Regions from separate parts of the Homo sapiens genome. Here region 2 is linked to region 1. A link is a loop called in an ENCODE intact Hi-C map of the cell type or tissue named here. Cell type or tissue: IMR-90. All regions are shown on one strand. Each heading gives the region's core, and the rest is flanking DNA. Links, peaks and the distances in the headings are about the cores only.

Region 1 (10,884 bases), core at 2,860-7,859:
GGTGAAGTTTGGGTGGACGAATGGTGAAATCATTGATGTTTCATGAAAAGTTTATGGGGACAATGTTCCAAAGAAATCAATAGTTTCCAAATGGACAACTCATTTTAAGAAGGGATAAGAAGATGTTGAAGATGAAGTCCACAGTGGCAAACCATCCACATCAACTTGAAAAGGAAAAATTCAGCTTGTTCATGTCCTAATTGAAGAGAACTGACAATTAACAGCAGAAACAATCCCCACACCATAGACATCTCAGTTGGTTCAGCTAACACAATTCTGACTGTAAAATTAAAGTTGAGCAAACTTTCCACTCCATAGGTCCCAAAACCATTGCATGCAAATCAGCTGCAGACATGAGTAGAACTTTCAACAGAAATTTTAAACGAGTGGGATCAAGATCCTGATGCATGTCTTCAAAGAATTGTAACCAGAAATGGAACATGCATGATCCTGAAGACAAAGCACAATCAAAGCAATAGTTACCAAGAAGTGGTCAAGTCAAGAGCAAAGGTTATGGCAACAGGTTTTGGAGGATGCTCAAGGCATTTGCTTGTTGACTTTCTGGAGGGCCAAAGGATGATAACATCTTCATATTATGAAAGTGTTTTGAGAAAGTTAGCCAAAGCTTTAGCAGAAAAATACCAGGGAAAGCTTCACCAAAGTCCTTCTCTATCACAACAATGCTCCTCCCCATTCCTCTTATAAAACAAGGGCAATTTTGTGAGAGTTTTGATGAGAAATCATTAGGCATCCTTCTTAAAGTCCTTATTTGGCTCCTTCTGACTTTTCTTTGGGTCCTAATATTAAAAAATCTTTAGAGGGCACCAATTTTCTTCAGTTAATAATGTGAAAAATATTGCATAACATAGTTAAATTCCCAGGACCGTCAATTATTTAGGGATGGATGAAGTGACTGGTATTATAGCTTACAAAAATGTCTTCACCTTGATGGAACTCATGTTGAGAAATAAAGTTTATATTTTTTTTACTTTTATCTTTAATTCCATTTTTCACGTTTTGAAATCCCCTTGTAATGTTAATAACATGTTTGATAGAGGAGGCAAGGTGCAATGTGAACCTTGTGCATGGACACCTAAAACAGTTTAGAGGGTTTACAGAAAGCTTCCTGGAGTAGGTAACCCTTTGAGTTGGCCTCTGGTGTCAGATGGAGCTATTTTGAATTGCAGTTCTTTCATTTACCACCTGTGTGTCCCTGGGCAGATTACTTTACCTTTTGGAGTCTCATTTTCCTCATATGCAAAATAGGGCTAATAATACTAATAGTGATGAACTCATAGAGTCATTATAAGGATGAAATGAGACGATGCATACACAACACTATGCGTTTGTTTGGCACACATTGAGCATCTAATAAAAGTCAGTTGTCATTGTCGTGGTTGTTGTTATTATAGTTTAGGACACAGGTTTTGAAAGCAGAGAGACCTGGCTTGAACTCTGACCCCGAGCAAGTTACTTAATGTCTCCAACTCCCGTTTCCTTATCTGTAAAATGAAGGTAGTAATTCTATCCAAGTATGAAGGTTATCAGGATTAAATGATATAATTTACTTAACCCAGTGTCTGGCAGATGATAAGTTCTCCATAAATAGTCGCTGTTGTTATTAGGCACAGTGAGGGCAACAGTGAGTGCCCAGTAAATGTTGTTGAATGACCAACTAACTAGTGGGTACCAAGTATTCATATTCAGTAGTTGAGAGAGGAAACTCCATCAACTTCAGCTTTACTATTACAAATTGGACATGAAGCCATCTCTACCTGAAAAGCCTTGATACCTTACAGTTACTAAAACATTTTCGGAATTTCCTGTTATTTAGTAACTGCTAGTCCTCAGCTGATATGTAAATAAGACTTCCGAGTATGTGTAAAGTTACTAAACAGTATGGGGAAACGGTCCTCCTGGTTAGTTTTTTCCATCAATAAATAACCCATCATTTGATGAAGCAACAAGCTCATTTCCCTAAAAAAAAAAAAATAGCAGAAACAACATGACTCAGAGCTTTAAAAAGCCCTGTTTGGTTTTTGTTAAATATATATTTAGATAATGATAAACCAAGACCTTAGGCCAGATTCACAATCTCCTCCTCTGCTTCTGTGGCTATGGTTATGCAAGGAAATGGAAAAAAATGTTCAAAGAGACCAGGGGCCCTAGTCCAACATTTGGACTGATTGAATTTCCTAACCCCACTTCCTTCTGTGGTTCTTTCCCAGCCAGGCTAATAACCTCTATACAAGATTGACCCTCAGAAAAGTTATATGCAGGCCAACTTTGTCTTTGCTTCCTCCTTGTCTACCTTTCCACTCCTCTATGCTCTGTGTCTCCAGTATCTTCATGCTCTTCTCCAGCCCCCCAAATCCCTTTCTGATATGTCTTTTATGAAGTAGCTTTCCAGGGCATAGATAGCCCTTGCCCTCCCTCCCATCGAATTGACCTGTCCTGTAGGTCACTCACCCAGGGTTCTGGCTATTGGTTCCTAAGGTGACAGGTGATCGAATTGTAATAGTATAGCTGCTTCCACTGCCCCAACTCTGGCATATTAACATGCTCAGTTCCTTGCTCCAAAGAAGAGGTTCAGGAGCTCCTCTATGAAACACTGCCAGGAGTCCCAGGTTTCCTAGTGTCAGGGTGGGGTTGCTGCATGAAATTCATGTTAGCCACCAACTGTGCATTCTGCCCACAGTGGTGAGTTGGCTTGTGGCATGCTTTGTCAGAGCTCCTGCTTGGTAAAGTCAACTGGGGTAAGCATAGGGTGCCAGTGAGATGAAGTTACATGGAGATAAGGGTAATATCAACCCCTGCCCCCCCACCCCCGCCCAGGGATATTGTGATGATTAAATTAAGTAATATATGTAAAACTTTCAGAAGAATACCTGGCACTATGTAAGTGTCCAATAAATGTTAGTTGTTGTTGTTACTCTCACCCACTGAAGACTGGGTGGCTAGCCAGCAAGGATTCTGATCCAACACGGCTCATGACTACAAATGCTGCTTCTCTCAGCGTGCCTCTTTTGGAGCCCACTCCCACTCACCAAGCCCCTCCTGAGCAGGGATGACTCCCACTCAAGGACCACATTTGGGGCTCTGGCTCCCAGCTTTTCCCCACCTCCTAGTCTGTCCTGCCTGTCTGCCTGCTGCTAACCTCATTTACCATCGGCACTAAAAGCCCTAGTGTCTTCTTTTCCCTCATAACAATCCAGAAATCATACACCAGCAGCAAATAGGTGCTGAGGAAATTTTGTTTGACTGACATGGTTTTTTTTAAAATTTCAGTTGGTTGACAACATTTAAAGATCAGGAGGTTTCCTATTAAAAAAAAAGCTGGGATTTTGACTTCTTTCTTTTTCCTTTTTTTTTTTTTTTTTTTTTTTTTGAGACAGTCGGCTGGAGTGTGCTGGCGAAATCTTGGCTCACTGCAACCTCCGTCTCCTGGCTTCAAGCGATTCTCCTGCCTCAGCCTCCTGAGTGGCTGGGACTACAGGCACGTGCCACTTTCATGCGCGTCGGTGTGAAGAGACCACCAAACAGGCTTTGTGTGAGCAACATGGCTGTTTATTTCACCTGGGTGCAGGCGGGCTGAGTCCGAAAAGAGAGTCAGCAAAGGGTGGTGGATTATCATTAGTTCTTATAGGTTTTGGGATAGGCGGTGAAGGTAAGAGCAATGTTTTGCGGGCAGGGGTGGATCTCACAAAGTACATTCTCAAGGGTGGGGAGAATTACAAAGAACCTTCTTAAGGGTGGGGGAGATTACAAAGTACCTTCTTAAGGGTGGGGGAGATTACAAAGTACATTGATCAGTTAGGGTGGGGAAGAAACAAATCACAATGGTGGAATGTCATCAGTTAAGGCTCTTTTTACTTCTTTTGTGGATCTTCAGTTACTTCAGGCCATCTGGATGTATACATGCAAGTCACAGGGGATGCGATGGCTTGGCTTGGGCTCAGAGGCCTGACAGCCACCACACCTGGCTAATTTTTTGTATTTTTAGTAGAGACGGGGTTTCACCGTGTTAGCCAGGATGGTCCTGATCTCCTGATCTCGTGATACACCCACTTTGGCCTCCCAAAGTGCTGGGATTACAGGCGTGAGCCACCATGCCTGGCCTCTTTTCTTTTCTTTTTTAGATTTTAAGGTCTAACAACAGGGGCTCAAATCTCAGTTGGCAAATATCCATTGCCTCTGAGTGGTGCTTGCCCCCTTTAAACCAGCCTTGTACTCTCTGGTTTGCCACTGTCCCCATTGGCCCACTTCTCTCTTTCACTAGTACTAGCAATAGCCCTTAGGGCTCACCAGGAAGAGCCTTAATGGCTTATTAAAGCTGGAGCCCTTTGTCTCTCCCCTTCCCTTTCCTGCTCCTTCCCCTCTCCTCAAAAAACAAAACAAAACAAAACAAAAAACAAAAAAAACAAAAAACAAAAAAACTGGAGCCTAAATCAGTAGGAACAGAAAACAAGTTTCTCTTACCTGGAGGTCAGGGAAGCTGCCTGGCATTGGCAAAACTCAATTGCCTATCTCTGCTTCCTGGAGGGAAGAAGAGATATTCCTTTTATCCGCAGAAGGTTGCCCTTTACTGGAGATGAGCCAAATGACCTTCCTAAATGCAGAAAAGAAAAAATACAAAACAAGCTGAAGCTCACGCCTGTAATCCTAGCACTTTGGGAGGCCAAGGTGGGTGGATCATGAGGTCAGGAGATACAGACCATCCTGGCCAACATGGTGAAAACCCGTCTCTAGTAAAAATACAAAAATTAGCTGGGCGTGGTGGCGCATGCCTGTAATCCCAGCTACTTGGGACACTGAGGCAGGAGAATTGCTTGAACCAGGGAGTTGGAGTTTGCAGTGAGCTGAGATAGTGCCACTACACTCCAGCCAGGTGACGGAGCGAGACTTTATCAAAAGAAACAAACAAACAACAACAACAACAACAACAACAACAACAAGCTGAAGATGAGCATGGTGGCACGTGCCTGTAGTCTCAGTTACTCAGAAGGCTGAGGCAGGAGGATTACTTGAGACCAGGAGTTCAAGGCTGTAGTGCTCCATGATCGTGCCTGGGAATAGCCACTAAACTCTGGCCTGGGCAACATAGCAAGACCCTGTCTCTAAAAAAAGTAGTAATTATAATAAAACAAGCTGAATGTGTGAGTGTATAATACTGTATGTTTGCATCCTGCTACAAACTCATCTCTCCTCAGACATGTGTCTATTTCAACTAAAAAGTCCACATGTGTCTATTTCAACTAAGCTCTTTCTTCTCCAACAACTAAGCTTTATCTATGGTGTTTAGAGGGCCATGTGTTATTCAAATACTTTGGGCTGCTTTGTGTATACACTGATGTGCATTCTCCTGGAAAACCTTCTGGAAGCTCTCTAAGAGCCTGCAGGGTAGGATAGAGAGGATACTGAATGTTGACTCATCCAAACTTCTCCAGAGGGCAAGTCAGCCTCTAGGGGAATGCAGGGCAGCTGCAACCTCTGCCCAGTAGTCAGGCATTACAGGAATGCTTGTAGGAGTGCATCTGCCCTGAATGTTTACAGCTTGCTCTAAGTCTAAAGAAGGAAAATAGCAGATCAAGTCTCCTGAGCATGAGGGTAATAATAATAAACATGCAGCTTACTATGGTCTAGGCACGGTTTCATTGCCTCACAACAATCTTAGGAGAGAGGTTCCATTACTACCTCCACTTTTATCAATGGGGAAACTGAAGCCCAAGAGGGCAAGTAACTAGCTTAAGACTGTGAAGCTGATTAGTACCAGAGAAAGGATTCTAACCCAGGCAGAGTGACTACAGAGTTTGTGTTCCTAACCTCTACACAATGGGTCACACTATGGTCACAGGACCAGCAGCAGCAGCAGCACCACCTGTGAATCATTAGAAATGCACATTCCTGGGCCCCACCACATACCACATGAATGAAAGCTCTGGGGGTGGAGTGAAGCAACCTGTGTTTTTAGCCACCCCTCCAAGTGAAGCTGATGTTAGCTTAAGTTTGAGAACTGATGTCCTAGGGGATAAGGACCCCCAATAACTGTAATAGAGCACTGCAGATTGTCTGCTAGAAAGAATTGGGATGGCAGAACATACATTCAATTCGATGAGAAGTGAGAGGGGTATGGCAGTGGGGAGAAAGGTGGGATTGACCCATTAATCCAGAAATAGCTTTCCTGCCAACTTGTCCCAGTGTCTGGGAATCCCACAATTAGGCATTCATTCCTTTAAACTGTGAAGACTTCATGATTTTTTTTTTTTAACAGAGTCTCACTCTGTCACCAGGCTGGAGTGCAGTGGCACGATCTTGGCTCACTGCAACCTCCGTCTCCCAGATTCAAGCAATTCTCCTGCCTCAGGCTCCGAGTAGCTGGGATTACAGGCATGCACCACCACGCCCAACGAATTTTTTTTTGTGTTTTTAGTAGAGACGGGTTTTCACCATGTTGGCCAGGATGGTCTTGATCTCCTGACCTCGCGATCCACCCGCCTCGGTCTCCCAAAGTGCTGGGATTACAGGCATGAGCCACCGCACCTGGCTGACTTCATGATTCAGAAAGCATCTTTATTAATAAGTAAATGCCTCTGGCAGAAGGAATGCCATAAGTCACTTATCAGCCATGGAATCTTATGGAGAGTGACCAACCATTTCTGTCTGTTGGGGCTGAAAGATTTCTGGGGATGCAAGAATTTCTGCAATTAAAGCAGGACAGTCCCGTCATCATTCAAATCTACCCAGGATTAAGGTGGTTCCTTGGAGACAGGACTTTTGGTGTTAAAACCAGGGAAGTCCTACACAAACTGGGATGAGCTGGTCATCTTATACCATGGAGGACAGAGCTGCATGTTAGAAGCATGGAATGGACTACAGTAGGCATTGTCGTGTAGGTGGCTTTAGAAGCCATGCAGCTAAAGGTGCCCCAACTTTAAACCTGAGGTTGAGAGGCCAGGTGCGGTGGCTCATGCCTGTAATCCCAGCACTTTGGGAGGCTGAGGTGGGCAGATCACTTGAGGTCCGGAGTTTGACACCAGCCTGGCCAACATGGTGAAACCCCGTCTCTACTAAAAATACAAACATTAGCCAGGCGTGGTGGCATGCGCCTGTAATCCCAGCTACTTGGGAGGCTGAGGCAAGAGGATCACTTGAACCCAGGAGGCAGAGGTTACAGTGAGCTGAGATCGTGCCACTGCGCTCCAGCCTGGGCGACAGACTGAGAGACCATCTCAATTAAAATAAATAAATAAATAAACATGGGGTTGACAGGAAATTTTTTTAGAGCCAGGTTATGCCAACTTCAGCAAATGAATGAAGGTAACCTTTTGCATACAACGAAGACCCAGGGGTTATTAGGACATGTAATACCACAGTACAAGACTCTTCCATGAAATTTAGTGCAGAATGATAAAAGATTAAGAATTACTATCCAAAAAAAGTTATACAAATGTCAGTGCATGCATAAGACGGAATATGATGTCTCCATTTAAATTATGATAACAAAGACTCCTAAAGGCATGGAAAATGCTTGTGGATAAAATGCTTAAGGAGAAAAACAACAGGCAATAAAATGGTAGCTACAATTTTCAGGTAGTAAGATCTCAACCATGTCAAGAAAACTTGGAACAATAAAGGCCAGGAAAGACACCTTACTATGTTAATATGGGTTACTACTGGGCAATGGGATTATACATGGCTGATGGGTTTTTCTGCTTCTTGACCCTTTTTTCGTGGAACTTTGTCTAAATTTCTACATGACCACATATCACTTTCTTATCAGCAAAGAATCTAAAATAAATTATGAGGGAACCAAGAAGAAGAAGACTTCTCCATGGTGGACTTATTGGAGGACAGTCACCCAACGTTGGAGGCGTAGAGGGGATGGGGCCTTTCTGGGTGAAGACTACCCCCGGCCCAGCAGCAGCTGCTGCATATGAGGTCCAGACACCTTTGGCTGGGTCCAAACAGCATACAGACAACTATGCTGGAAAGGAGGGGAGGGACTTCCAGTTTTCACAAACAACCTGTGGGAACAAATGAGGGGAGATGGCTTTTATTGTGCTAGAAACAACCATTGCCTGATTCTGCAGGGACGGCGCTGCTCTGGCTATTGTTGCTGCCATCTGTGAGGTTTGTTGAAAGCTTATCTGGGAAGCTTGGCTGGACAAGGTAGTTGGGCATAGTTTGAGACTAAGAAGTACATTTTTTTCTTCAGTATGTTATATTTAATTTTCACAATAACTCTCTGAGTTTGAATGGATTTTCTTATCCATACTAATAAAGGGGTTTTTTTGACTAAGAATTATATTTGTCTTTTGGCCTTTTGTATATCCTGGCTTGGAGGTCAGTTCAGTTAAAGTGAAGCCATGATGGCAACATTGAAGGGGTAGATAGATAGTCATGGAAGGCTCCGAGGGGCTCAAGTGCCCCATTTACATGTCCCAGATGTTCTAGCAGGGGCTTTGGGAGATTTTGGAGAAGTACCTACTTAAAGGTGCAGGCAGGACTTTTCTGATGCCCATTCATCTTCCTGTCCTGAGGGGTTCTGCCACCTTTGATCTCCCTCAAAGGGGACAGTAATAATCTTAGTTGGCCACATGCCTTGCTGTTAAAACCAGGGCCTTAACCAGAACAGGGACTGGGCATATGTGGGAATTGGAGAGTGGCCATATAGCCTCACTAAACCCCACTCTAAACTCAGTGAGGGGCACTCTGATATGCATCAAGCTTAGAATATGGGGAATGAAAGACTTCCAGTGGAGTGGGGCTTTGTAGGGACAGGAATAATGAATGGAGTCCATGCTTTCTTTTTTCCTGGTGAGTTCTCTCCTCCTCTATCTCCCACATTCATTGTAAACCTGATGCAAGAGAGCTAAGCAGAGCAAGGAGAGGGTCCAGGGAAAGGAGACAAAAACACACTCTTTCTTCCTGTTTCAAATCTAACCCTTTTCTTGTTTAGAAAAAAAAAAGTGCAGCTCACTGCCAGCACTCATTTAATTTTACATAAACACGCTCTTTGAGGCTGAAGCAAATCAGACTGATTTTCAATGAGAAAATAAAATATAAAAATTGTTATTGGAGTTATTTCTAAACAGAACTAATACCAGAATCATCTGAATCATCAGAATCGTCTATTTCAGAAAATTCGGTTCATGAAGTGAATCTTCGGCCAACAACTGTTCGAGAATGATGTTAACATCACACGTAGGAATGCTATGTTTTCTGGGATTTGACATTTTCGGTGATTTAGAATTATTATACTTTGTAAATGGAAATACCACTACTAAAAACAGAATGCTATTAATAGAATGATGCCTTTTGTTTCCAAAGTTGATATACTAGAGCAATGTGAAAATAATAATAAAAGTGATAGATTTCCTGGCAAAGTTTTCTTAGGGAAAACGCTGCAGCCACAAGCACCGAGGCAAATAGGAAAAGGGCTAAATCCTTCTGTCTGCCTTTCTCCCCCAAGAATATTTTAAATTTCCAAACCTGTCTACAATTTCTCCCCAAGAGAAACCATTTGCTTCCACCAACCTGCTTACCTTAGTGTCCCCCAAATATGTCATGAAGATCCCCAATTTCAGGGCTGTTCGCACATTCTCCCCTATGCCTAGCCTTTCTCTTTTGATCTATTCTCCCATTCCTGAATGCAAAGTCCCACCAGGCCTTCCCTTTAGCCCAGTGATGTATTTTCATTGCTTTATCTGGGTCTTTCTTTTTCACCTGAACCAAAGCTGTTTATTTCTTCAGGGGTTCAGTGAAATTTTGTGACAGGAAGTATTCCTGCAGGATATATATTGTTCTAAAACTGAGTCAGCTACTTGGGCGGGGGGGCCACTTCCTGTACACACGAAGTGGGTTGGGAGCCCAAGGGACTGTGCTTTAATCTCACAGCTAGGTAAAGAAATTGCTGAACATCATTTATTTCCTACGGTAAAATAAACAGGCCCTCTGCAGTGGTGGTGGTGTGGGGCTTTGAAATACAATGGCTCTTTCATGGGACCTGCCTTAAATAACAATCCTGCAGTACCCAGAGTTTACATAGTCCTCAGCTTCTCAGAAGTTCACGTGTCCCTTCATATCAAAACATGCTGTCCTTAGTGTATGATCATGACATCAATGACCCATTAGCAATAGGAATTAGAGTAGGCAGTAGGCTTGGAGTTGTTTTGCCAACAGCAGGGATGAGGCAGCTCTCAATCTTTCAGGTTCCTTGCGACCAAGGACAGCCATTTTCCAGCAAGGGTTAGGCCATGAAAAGGAGCAAAGCTAATTGATCCTTACAAAGTTCACTCATCTGGCCCTGTGCTCTAACCACCTCAACTAATCACCTCAACTAACCAGCCATACATGCTGTGCTGTCTAAAGGCTTTTATGTTCTTTAATTCATCACGTGACTCCAGGAGTGCAGACAGACTCTGGAGTCTATCTGAATTCAAAACCTGACTTTTTTTCTTAATTACTTAACCTTTTTATGCCTCAGTTTCTTCATCTATAAAATGAAAATAATAGCATCTATCTCTTAAGATTAGTTTGAGGATTAAAAGAGATAGTATGTGTCAAGTGCCTAGAGCAGTGCCTGGCAGGTATTTACTCACTTAATGTTGGTTCTTACTATTATTCATTCTTCCCCAATGAGAATGCCAAGAGTGGAAATATCTTGCCCTGTGGACTTTGGTTTGCCAACCAAGTGAGTGCCAACTTCTTCCCCATCTATATTTATCAAGCTAGATTCCTTGACAACCATGTAAGGCCTACCCATAGCCCTCACCCCCTGCCCATCTTGACAACATTGCTCAAGTGCATTGTATGGGTGTGTGGAGCAGACACTGCCATTGGTACTGTGAAGAAACACCAAAGAAATTTTATCTGTCCTCAATA
Region 2 (10,884 bases), core at 2,770-7,769, 53 kb after region 1:
AGGCGATCCGCCTGCCTTGGCCTACCAAAGTGCTGGGATTACAGGCGTGAGCCACTGCACCCGGCCCATCCTATGACATTTTAATTTTCTTCTTTGAAAGAAAAAATAGACCATGGAGTTAAGAGTGAAATAGTATCATTGTAATGAAATCACTTTGAAACTGTTTAAAAGTCTTGTTAGATTTTCATAATCAACATGGAAAAGCATTTGTTAATCTTGCAATTCCCCAGAAGAGTTTTCTGCCCCTTTTAAGAGTTTATAATATAAGCTAGACTATATCTACACACTTCACCACAGGAATAAATATGTTTAAAAAGCAGATAGCAAAATAAAAGAAAACACCTCAGATTTAAACAATTGAATTAGTATGTCAGATACTCAGATCTGGTTTATTGTCACAGTCCTGTCCATGATACCATCCTCAATAGCAAGTTATAAAGACTTGTCACTATGGACAGCATGAAAGGCCACATCTGTCTGGAAGCCCGCATCCCAAAAAAGAAACTATCAGTGCTCATTATTAATCTGGAGTTGTGTTGAACGTGGTGGCCCACACCTGTAATCCCAGCACTTTGGGAAGCCAAGGCAGCAGCATTGTTTGAGCCTAGGAGTTCGAGACCAGCCTGGGCAACAAAGTGAGACACTGTCTCTACCAAAAATAGAAAAAAATTAGCCAGGCATGGTGGCACATACCTGTAGTCCCAGCTACTTGTGAGACTGAGGTGGGAGAATCACTTGATCCCTCAAGTGAGGTTCACTGAGGCTGCAATGAGCTGTGATTGTGCCATTGCCCTCCGGCCTGGGTGACACAGCAACATCCAGTCTCAATAATAATAATAATAATAATAATTTGGCATGGTGTTTCACAGGCTGAGTACTGGGGATCTTATATCAAATCCACTCATGATTGCCAAAATGATATTGATAGAGTAATACATTTGAATGTAGTTTTGTTGTTGTTGTTTTGTTTTTGTTTGTTTGTTTGTTTTTGAGACAGAGTTTCACTGTTGTCGCCCAGGTTGGAGTGGAAGGGTGTGATCTCAGCTCACTGCAACCTCCACCTCCCGGGTTCAAGTGATTCTTCTGCCTCAGCACCCCCAGTAGCTGGGATTACAGGTGTGCGCCACCACACCTGGATAATTTTTGTATTATTAATAGAGATGGGGTTTCACCATGTTGGCCAGGCTGGTATCGAACTCCTGACCTCAAGTGATCCACCCGCCTCGGCCTCCCAAAGTGCTGGGATTACAGGCATGAGCCACTGTGCCTGGCCTGAATGTGGTTCTAACGTGGGCACCTTGTTAAATTGGGACTGCATTGTGGAAACAGGCCAGGTAATTTTTTAAAAAACAAATCAAGCCACTGGACAGAGTTTTGGGACATAAAACTTTTTTTTTTTTTTTTTAATGGAGTCTTGCTCTGTCACCCGGCTGGTGTGCAGTGGTGCGATCTCGGCTCACTGCAACCTCTGCCTCCCGGGTTCAAGTGATTCTCCTGCCTCAGACTCCCGAGTAGCTGGGACTACAGGCGCCTGCCACCACACCTGGCTAATTTTTTGTATTTTTAATAGAGACATGGTTTCACCTTGTTAGCAAGGATGGTCTCGATCTCCTGACCTCGTGATCTGCCTGCCTCAGCCTCCCAAAGTGTTGGGATTACAGGCATGAGCCACTGCGCCCAGCCAGGACATAGAACTTCTAAAGGCAGAACTTCGTAATTAAAGATTTGAGTGTTTATTTGTTTAATGTCTGCTTTTCTCATTCACCACAGTATCCACAGAGCCTGATGTAGAGTAGTGTTCAGTAAATATTTGCTGAATAAATAAAGCATTGATTGCTGCCATGGTCCTTTATAGTCTGACCTGTGCCTATCTTTCCAGCTCCATCTCACCATGCTCTGTCTGGATCTCTGGACTCCAATCATAGTGATCTTATTTTCATCCCTTGCATGCACCATCCTTTCTATTCTAAAAGAACGTATGCTGTTCCCTTTGCTCCGAATAGTTATTCTATTGCCTAATAAAGCAACTCACTTGTCAGATCTCAGGTCAAGTTTTAGGTTCACGTTTCTCAGGGAAGACAACCATGAGCTCCATAACTAGAGCCATCCTCCTCTTATAAGCTTTCGTAGGATCTAGCATAGGTACAGGTTTAAGTTTGTTCGTGTGATTATTTGGCTGATGTTTATCCGTATCCCTATCTGATTAGATTGTAAGTTACGTGAAGGCAGGGACTAGATCTGTTTTCACTCTGCATCATAGATCACAGCACAATGCCTGGGGCATAAGTGCTTCACAATTATGTGTTAAATGAAGGAGAGAATAAACGAAGTTCACCGTTCCCTTGTCATCTAAGGCATCTACTACTATTTGGGATAGGAGAGGAAAGGTATTAAATGACCCATTGTTTATTCTTACATTTATTGAATTGTCCTCATTCCTTATATTCTCCTCCCTAATGTATTTGCTTTCTGTGGTTACTCAGCGTAAGTGGCCTTTAGAACCCTGATAGACTAGGATCATTATTTGGAGCAGAGGTGGGCAAATAATGACCCACGGGCCAGCCCACTGCCTGTTTTTGTAAATAAAGTTTTATTAGCTATGCCCATTCATTTACACATTGCTGATGAGTGTTTTCGCCCCATGGCAGCAGAGTTGAGTAGTCACAACAGACATTGTCTGGTCTGTAAAGTCTAAAATATCTCCCATAGGGTCTTTTATAGAAAAAGTTTGCCAACTCCTGATTTACGAAAATGTATGGGTTTTTTGAAAGCCTTGTATCTGTGTTTCCAGTATGTTTCTGGACTTCCTAGTTATAAACTTAAAATGATCACTGTGTATGAGGGCTTGACACAAATGATATTGAGTAACTGTTAGTCTTTCCACCTTTTTCACATAAGAAGATGTTCTTTGATTTGCAGCCAGAGTTGCCTTTTTTAGACTCTGCAAACTTTGAGTCCCTTGTGCAATAATAGCTAATACTTATTGAGCATTTTCAATTTACCAGGTTCAGTTCTAAGCACCTTACATGAATTACCTCGTTTATTCCTCAAAACTCCTCTGTGGTATACATTTATTATTATTGCTTTACACATGAAGACAGTAAGGAACAGAGAGGTTGTACAGCATGCCAGTGTCACACAGCTTGTGGAAGTTCCTGAGCAGGAATTTGATTTGAGCGCTCTGACCTCTGACTCCAGACAAGACCTATGCTCTTAACCATTCCACTATCCTGTTTGCATGAAGCCTTTACTTCAAAAGTGCCATCTTATTTCTGATTTCTAAATACAAAGACAGTTTATGTGCCATTGTTTCCAAGTGAGACCACTTAAAGTTTTGCGGTTGGGGGTAAGATATAGAAAGGTTATTAAAATCTCAATGCTTGCCAGAGTGCCAGATACACACACAAAAAATCAATCAACAAATGTCTTTTTTGTTGTTAAAAGTGTGATGATGTCAAGGAGGAAGAGGATGAAGACAAAGACATCTCTACTAGGAGTTTTGTCTCATCCTAGGTCATTGCCAATGAATGAGGACATAGTTCCAGGTATTGGTTATAGTACTTAGGGATCTGGCTCCCTCTGAGCCTGGAAGAAGTAGTAGAAATATCTGAATATTTTAACTATTTATTCCTTGTAAACAAAAGAAGATAGAAGCAGGCAGTAATTAATTAACTATAAAAATAAATCAATAAGTTATACTCCATAGAGTTTAAAAAGAATAATACATTTCATGAAATGAAATGTGACTGCAAAATCTGACCTATTTTATTCAGTTTTCTGATGTGATTTAACAGACTTCATCAGAACAGTTCTATCACAACTACACCCACAACAATTGCTTAGCTCTATTTTTTTCTTTCTATTTTTTTTCATTTTTCTTATGAGCTCTGGCTAGTTCAGTAGTATACTTATGTTCCTTTGTTCTTTTATTCAACAGCTATTTATCATATGCCTACTATGTGCCAGCCTATATTATAAGTGCTAAGTATACAGCAGAGGAACAAACCAAACAAAAATATCCTGTTCTTATAAAACTTACACTCTTATTGGGAGGAAAACTGAAAAACAAATATTGGGTGTCAAGTGGTGATTAGTGCTATGCAAAATAATAAAGCAAACCTAAGAGGAGGGAAACAGACACATGGGTGGCAAGTGATAGGGGTATGTGCTACTTTAGATAGGAGTATTTAGGGTAGTTAAATAGGGTAGTTAGAGAAGGCCTCTGCATCATATCTTAGGCCGTTGAGACTCAAATGAAATGAAGGATGTCAGGAGGGATTGATCGCATTCTGAGTGAATAGCAGCAATACAAAGGCCTTTGTATAAGACAGTGCTTGGGTTATTCAAGGAACAGCGAGAAGTCCAAAAAGGCTAAAGCAGAGTGAGGGAAAGTCAAGGATGAGGTCAAAAACATAGTTGGGAACTAGATAACGTAGGGCCCAGTGGGCTAAGTCAAGACCTTTGAATTCACATTATGATAAAAAGTAATCTAGGTTTTTACATTTTTTGTTGCAGAGTTTCCATTTGTAAACTGGAACATTGATTAATACAACTGCTTATTTAGACATTTTGATACTAACTTTGTAGTGGTAGAAGCAGCTAGCTAGAAAAATAGAACAGGAATTAATACATCAATTGTGTAACAAAGTTATATCAAGACAGACCAGCTCTTGGTGGACGGCTTCCTTTTTGGTATGATAATGTCTGACATTTAAAAAATGCTTTCAGATCTGTGATCTCATCACACTCTCATAACAACCCCAAGAGATAGGGGGGACAGTTGGTATTACTGATATTGAAACGGAGGGAGTTTGCATGGCTTACCCGAAGGTCACTCAGCATATGAATCATTATCAGAGGCACAGACTCCTGACTCTGAATGCATTACCCCCTCATCGCCTGCTAAAAGGACTATTGGGTAATTTTTTGACTCAGAGGTCAGAAGGTTGAATCAACCAAATTATTAGCTCATTCCTCCCTTCCACTTCCCAAGGGCATAAAAGTATGCACTACAGAATGAAGCGAACAAAGGTGGAGGGGAAGCCCTTGCTTTTTTCTTTTCCTTTCTCGCTCTTTCTTCCAGAACAGCCTTTATACTTAGAAAGCATAGCTGTATTCTTAGAGAATAGCTAAGCATGTAGGACCACAACCATCTTGAAGACCATAATAGTCGAGGGGCCATCCCTCTTCCCACCACTCTAGAAGGGTACAGCAGTCACGGTGAGTCCTACTTGTTTTGCTCAATATTCTAACAAGTTAAACCTTTGTTGCCGTATGCTCAATTTACAGTGTATTTATGATCATCTTCCTAATGATATTTGGTAAAAAGCTAAAGTACTCCTCAAAAATGACACAGTTCCCTTCCACAACTGGAATGCTGATTTAAACAGAGGAGAGTTGTTTTTGGGGATGGTGCCAAATAATTGAGTGGCCAAGCCAAAAAACAAAAGAAAAATTCAGGGTTTCTGAATTCCAGAAGTAGAGAAATAACCCATGTATTGTTGCAACTTCTTTCCCATGACAAATGGTGGCTTTTCCTAAGGCCCAGTCCTCAGTTCTCTCCCATCTCACTCTATACTGTCTCCCTGGCAAGCTCACCCATAACCACAGCATAACTACCACTGACATACAGATGAGCCCAATCTATATTTCCATCTCGGACTGCTCCTCTGACCTTTAGGACTGTATATCCAACCGCCTACTTGATCTCTCCTGTAGGATGTCTTAAAGCCCCCTCAAACTGATCTCACTCCCCAAACCTGGTACTCTTCCAGCCTTCCTTATCTTAGTGGCTTACCCTACCATTCTATCTCGTTGCGCTTAGGAGTCTTTTGATACCTCCTGTCCCTCCCCTCAACTTGACACTTGTGTTTTGCCAAATTCTGCTTATTCTACTTTCTAACAAAATTCAGAATCTATCCACTTCTTTCTGTCTCCATTATCACTATTGTACCATCACCTCTCACCTGGAGTACTGCAGCATTTCCTAATATCTACACATATCTACTCTGGCTCCCCTCCAATCTATTCTGATTATAGTTAGAATGGTCTTTTTGTAAGGAATGTTTTATCATCCTCATACTTAAAACCTTTATGGCTTCCCACCACCCTTACAGTAAAACACAAAACTCCTTAATGTGGCCTACAAGGCCCTGTGTGATCTGGCACATGTTTAGTTTCCAACGTCACCCGAAACCCCATTACTGTCCACACCACAGCTACATTTATCTCTAAGTTATTCATGTCACCATGCTTCCTCCTGATATGGGGACTTTGCATATTTTGAGTTTTCTTTATTTTCAGATGGAACCCTTTCTCCTTTTTTTCTCACCTAACATTTATTCATGCTTCAGATCACATTTTGAGCAATCTCTTCAGGGTAGCCTTCTTTGGTCCCCCTCACTAGGTCAATCCAGCTGTTATAAAGTATCATAGCACTGTGTGCTATGCCCTTGGAGCACTTGTCACAGTTGCTTTTTACATTTTTGAGTGTGATTACTTGATTATGTTTTTTCATGAAAAAAATATTTATTGATCAACACCAGGGAGTGGCAGCCTGCATGGAAAGTGCCCTAGCCCTCTTCCTTGTCAGGGGCCACAACACTGATTCCTTAGCAACCACCTCCCACCCCCACCCCTACCTCCTATTTTATATAGTCAGGGTCTTGCTCTGTTGCTCACACTGGAATGCAGTGGTGCAAGCATGGCTCACTGAGACATGGCTCACTGCAGCCTCTTACTCCTGGGCTCAAGTGATCCTCCTACCTCAGCCTCCTGAGTAGCTGGAACCATAGGTGCACACCACCACACCCCGCCCTTTTTTTTTTTTTTTGTAGAGGTCTCCTTATGTTGCTCAGGCAGGTCTCAAACTCCGGGCCTCAAATGATCCTCCCGCCTTAGCCTCCCAAATCACTGGAATTACAGGCATGAACCACAATGCTCAGCTTGAAGCCGTTCTTTCTACGTAGCTTTGGGCTTACTCTCTGGAAACATCTAAAGAACAGAGCAATGGGGTTCCTCTGTTATGAGGACTCCTTGCTGCCCCTCCAGCCTGCCTACCACTGAGGGCTTCTTGACTTCGGACAGTCCACCTTCCTTCAGAAGGGCTGACCTTCCAAGGGTATGCCAAGGAGCAGCTGACCTCAGAGACTAGCATCCCAGTTCCTGATTATTTGATTATCATCTGTCACTAAATTGCGAGTTCCTTGAGAGCAAGAACTCACCATGGTATTCCTAGTGCTTACCACAGTGCTCAGCACATAGTACACTCTTTTTTTTTGAGATGGAGTCTCACTCTGTCGCCCAGTCTTGAGTGCAGTGGCACAATCTTGGCTCACTGCAACCTCCACCTCCTGGGTTTAAGCAATTCTCCTGCCTCAGCCTCCCGAGTAGCTGGGATTACAGGCACCTGCCACCTTACCTGGCTAATGTTTGTATTTTTAGTAGAGACGGGGTTTTGCCATGTTGGCCAGGCTGGTCTCAAACTCCTGAGCTCAGGTTACCTACCCACCTTGGCCTCCCAAACTGCTGGAATTACAGGTGTGAGCCACCTCGCCCAGCCTGCACATAGTACACTCTTTAACAGATATGCGTTGCATGAATGACTGAATATGTTTAAGGACATTAGGTCAGTAATTTTTTTCTCTGGGAGCAAAGTAGTAAACATTTTCAGTTTTCTCAACTTCTTTTTCTTTCCTTCCTTCTTTCCTTTCTTCCTTCCTTCCCTCCTTCCTTCCTTCCTTCCTTTTTTTTTTTTTGACAGAGTCTCACTCTGTCATGCAGGCTGGAGAGCAGTGGTGTGATCTCGGCTCACTGCAACTCCACCTCCTGGGTTCAAGTGATTCTCCTGCCTCAGCCTCCCAAGTTGCTGGGATTACAGGTGCCCGCCACCACAACTAGCTAATTTTTTGTATTTTTAGTAGAGATGGGTTTTTGCCATGTTGGCCAAGCTGGTCTCGAACTCCTGACCTCAAGTGATCCTCCCACCTGGGCCTCCCAAAGTGCTGGGATTACAGGCGTGAGCCATCGCACCCAGCTATTTTCTCACCTTCTTTAAACCACTGACTGGATTCCATATCCATGCCCAAGTTCAAATAGTTGCGTACATTTTATAACAGTATGTTCTACGATGATAGAAAAATAGATGTAGTCATGGCTCCCATAAATTTAAATACCAGTTTAAAGAGAAGAATAAATAGAGTTTTGCAACTGGAATTTCTGATGTGAATCTCTGAAACGAATGTCACCTTATAGTGCCACTAGAATAATATAAATTTTAACATTTTTCCATTGTGTTTTGTTTTTCCATTTTGGTTTTTTTCTTTTTGGGAGTTTTGTTCTGTCTCCCAGGCTGGAGTGCAGTGGCTCAATCATGGCTCAATGCAGCCTGGACCTCCCAGGCTCGAGCAATCCTCCCATCTCAGCCTCCCGAGTATCTGGGACCACAGGCGCATGCCACCACACCTGGCTAATATTTTTTTGTGGAGATGGGGTCTCATTATGTTGTCTGGGCTAGGCTTAAACTCCTGGGCTCAAGCAATTCTCCTACTTCAGCCTCCCAAAGTGCAGAGATTACAGGCATGAGCCACCACATCTGGCATTATTTTTTTCTATTTTAAATAGATTTTATTGTTTAGGGCAATTTTAGGTTCTCAGAAAAATTAAGCAGGAAAGTACAGAGAGTTTCCATATACCCCCTGACCACCCCCAACCCCAGCCTCCCACTATCAACATCATGAGCCAGAGTGGTACATTCGTTACAATTGATAAAGCTATGCTGACACATCATTATCACCCAAGGTCCGTAGTTTACATTAAGGTTCACTGTTGGTTTTGTACATTCTGTGAGTTTGGACAAAGGTATAATGACATGTACCCACCATTAGCATAGCATACAGAATAGCCTCACTGCCTAAAAATTCTCTCTGCTCTGCCTATTCTTTCCTTCCTCCTCACTATCCCCTGGCAACTATTGGTCTTTTTACCATGTCCATATATATTTTTTTGTTTTCCAAAATGTCATATAGTTGAAATCACACAGAATGTAACCTTTTCAGATTGGCTTCTTTCACTTAGCAATATGCATTTAAGTTTCCTCCATGCCTTTTCATGGCTTGATAGCTCATTAGTTTTTAGAGTCAAATAACATTTCATTGTCTAGATTTGCCACAATTCATTTATCCATTCACCTACTGAAGGACATCTTGGTTGCTTTCAAGTTTTAGCAATTGTGAATAAAGCTGCTATAAACATCCATGTGCAGGTTTTATGTGGAGAGAAGTTTTCGATCATTTGGGTAAAAGTCAAAGAGCACAAGTGCTGGATTTTATGGTAAGAATATGTTTAGTTTTGTAAGAAATCACCAGATTGTCTTCCAAAATGGCTGTACAAATTTGCATTTCCATCAGCAATGATTGAGAGTTCCTGTTGCTCCACATCCTCACCAGCATTTAATGTTGTCAGTGTTCTGGATTCTGGGGATTCCAATAGGAGTGTAGTGGTATCTCATTATTGTTTTAATTTGTATTTCCCTAATGATATAAGATGTGGAACATCTTTTCACACGCTTATTTGCCATCTGTATATCTTCTTTGACTAGGTGTCTGTTCAGGTCTTTTGCCCATTTTTCAATTGAATTGTTTGTTTTCTTATTGTTCTGTTTTGACAGTTATTTGCAAATTTTGGATAACAATTTTTAAATCAGATATGTTTTTTCCAAATATTTTCTCCTAGCCTGTGTTGTGTCTTGTCATTCTCTTAACAGTATCTTTTGAGGAGCGTGTGTTTTTTATTTTAATGAAATCCCATCTATCAATTATTTCTTTTGTGGACTGTGCCTTTGGTGTTATATCTAAAAAGTCATCACCATACCCAAGGTCATCTTGATTTTCTCCTATGTTACCTTCTAGGAGTTTTACACTTTTGCATCTAACATTTAGCTCTATGATTCATTTTGTGCTAATCTTTGTGAAAAGTGTAAGTCGTGTCTAGATTCTGTTTTTTGCATGTGGATGTTCAGTTGTTCAAGTACCATTTTTTTTCTTGTTTTTGTTTTTAAAGATGGGGTCGTGCTCTATTGCCCAGACTCATCTCAAACTCCTGGGCTCAAGCAATCCTCCCTGCCATAGTGCTGGGATTACAGATGTGAGCCACCATGCCCAGCTGCAGCACCGTTTGTTGAAAATACTTTCTTTGCTCAATTGTATTGTCCTTGCTCCTTTGTGAAAGATCAGTTGACTATGTTTATGTGAATCTATTTCTATGCTCTTTAGTCTATTCTATTCAATTAATCTATTTGTCTTTCTTTTACCAATGCCATACCATCTTTTTTTTTTTTTTTGAGATGGAGTCTCTCTCTGTCGCCCAGGCTGGAGTGCAGTGGCGTGATCTCTGCTCACTGCAACCTCCGCTTCCTGGGTTCATGCCATTCTCCTGCCTCAGCCTCCCGAGTAGTTGGGACTACAGGCACCCGCCACCACGCCTGGCTAATTTTTTGTATTTTTAGTAGAGACGGGGTTTCACCATGATAACCAGGATAGTCTCGATCTCCTGACCTCATGATCCTCCCACCTCAGCCTCCCAAAGTGCTGGGATTACAGGCCTGAGCCACCATGCCCGGCCAACCATATCATCTTAATTACCATAGCTTTATAGTAAGTCTTAAAGTTGGGTAGTGTCAGTACTCCAACTTTGCTCTTCTCCAATATTATGTTGGCTATTCTGGGACTTTTGTCTCTCTTTATAAACTTTAGAATCAATTTGCTGATATCCGCAACATAACTCTCTGGGATTTTGATTGGGATTGCATCGAATCTATTTATTAAGTTGTTGGGAAGAACTGATATCTTGACAATATTGAACATGGAATATCCCTCTTATTTAGTT

The links. Peaks named below come from ENCODE experiments on the same cell type or tissue, not always from the same donor. Only the 100,000 strongest peaks of a DNase experiment are listed, where the experiment ranks them.
Region 2: a loop joins it to region 1, with 4 times the contacts of the local background. A loop is called at or near these places in 2 of 110 quality-filtered maps.

The regions. Positions count from the first base shown.
Region 1 is chrX:109,822,128-109,833,011 of GRCh38, reverse strand. No RefSeq gene overlaps it. Among named protein-coding and RNA genes, the nearest start is that of ACSL4, 94 kb to the right of the region's middle. In IMR-90, for the core only: a CTCF peak has its summit at 5,480; DNase peaks (open chromatin) are centred at 5,441 and 5,781; H3K27ac peaks cover 1,044 bases; H3K27me3 peaks cover 30 bases.
Region 2 is chrX:109,768,887-109,779,770 of GRCh38, reverse strand. No RefSeq gene overlaps it. Among named protein-coding and RNA genes, the nearest start is that of ACSL4, 41 kb to the right of the region's middle. In IMR-90, for the core only: no CTCF peak of the experiment used is centred there; a DNase peak (open chromatin) is centred at 4,910; H3K27ac peaks cover 186 bases.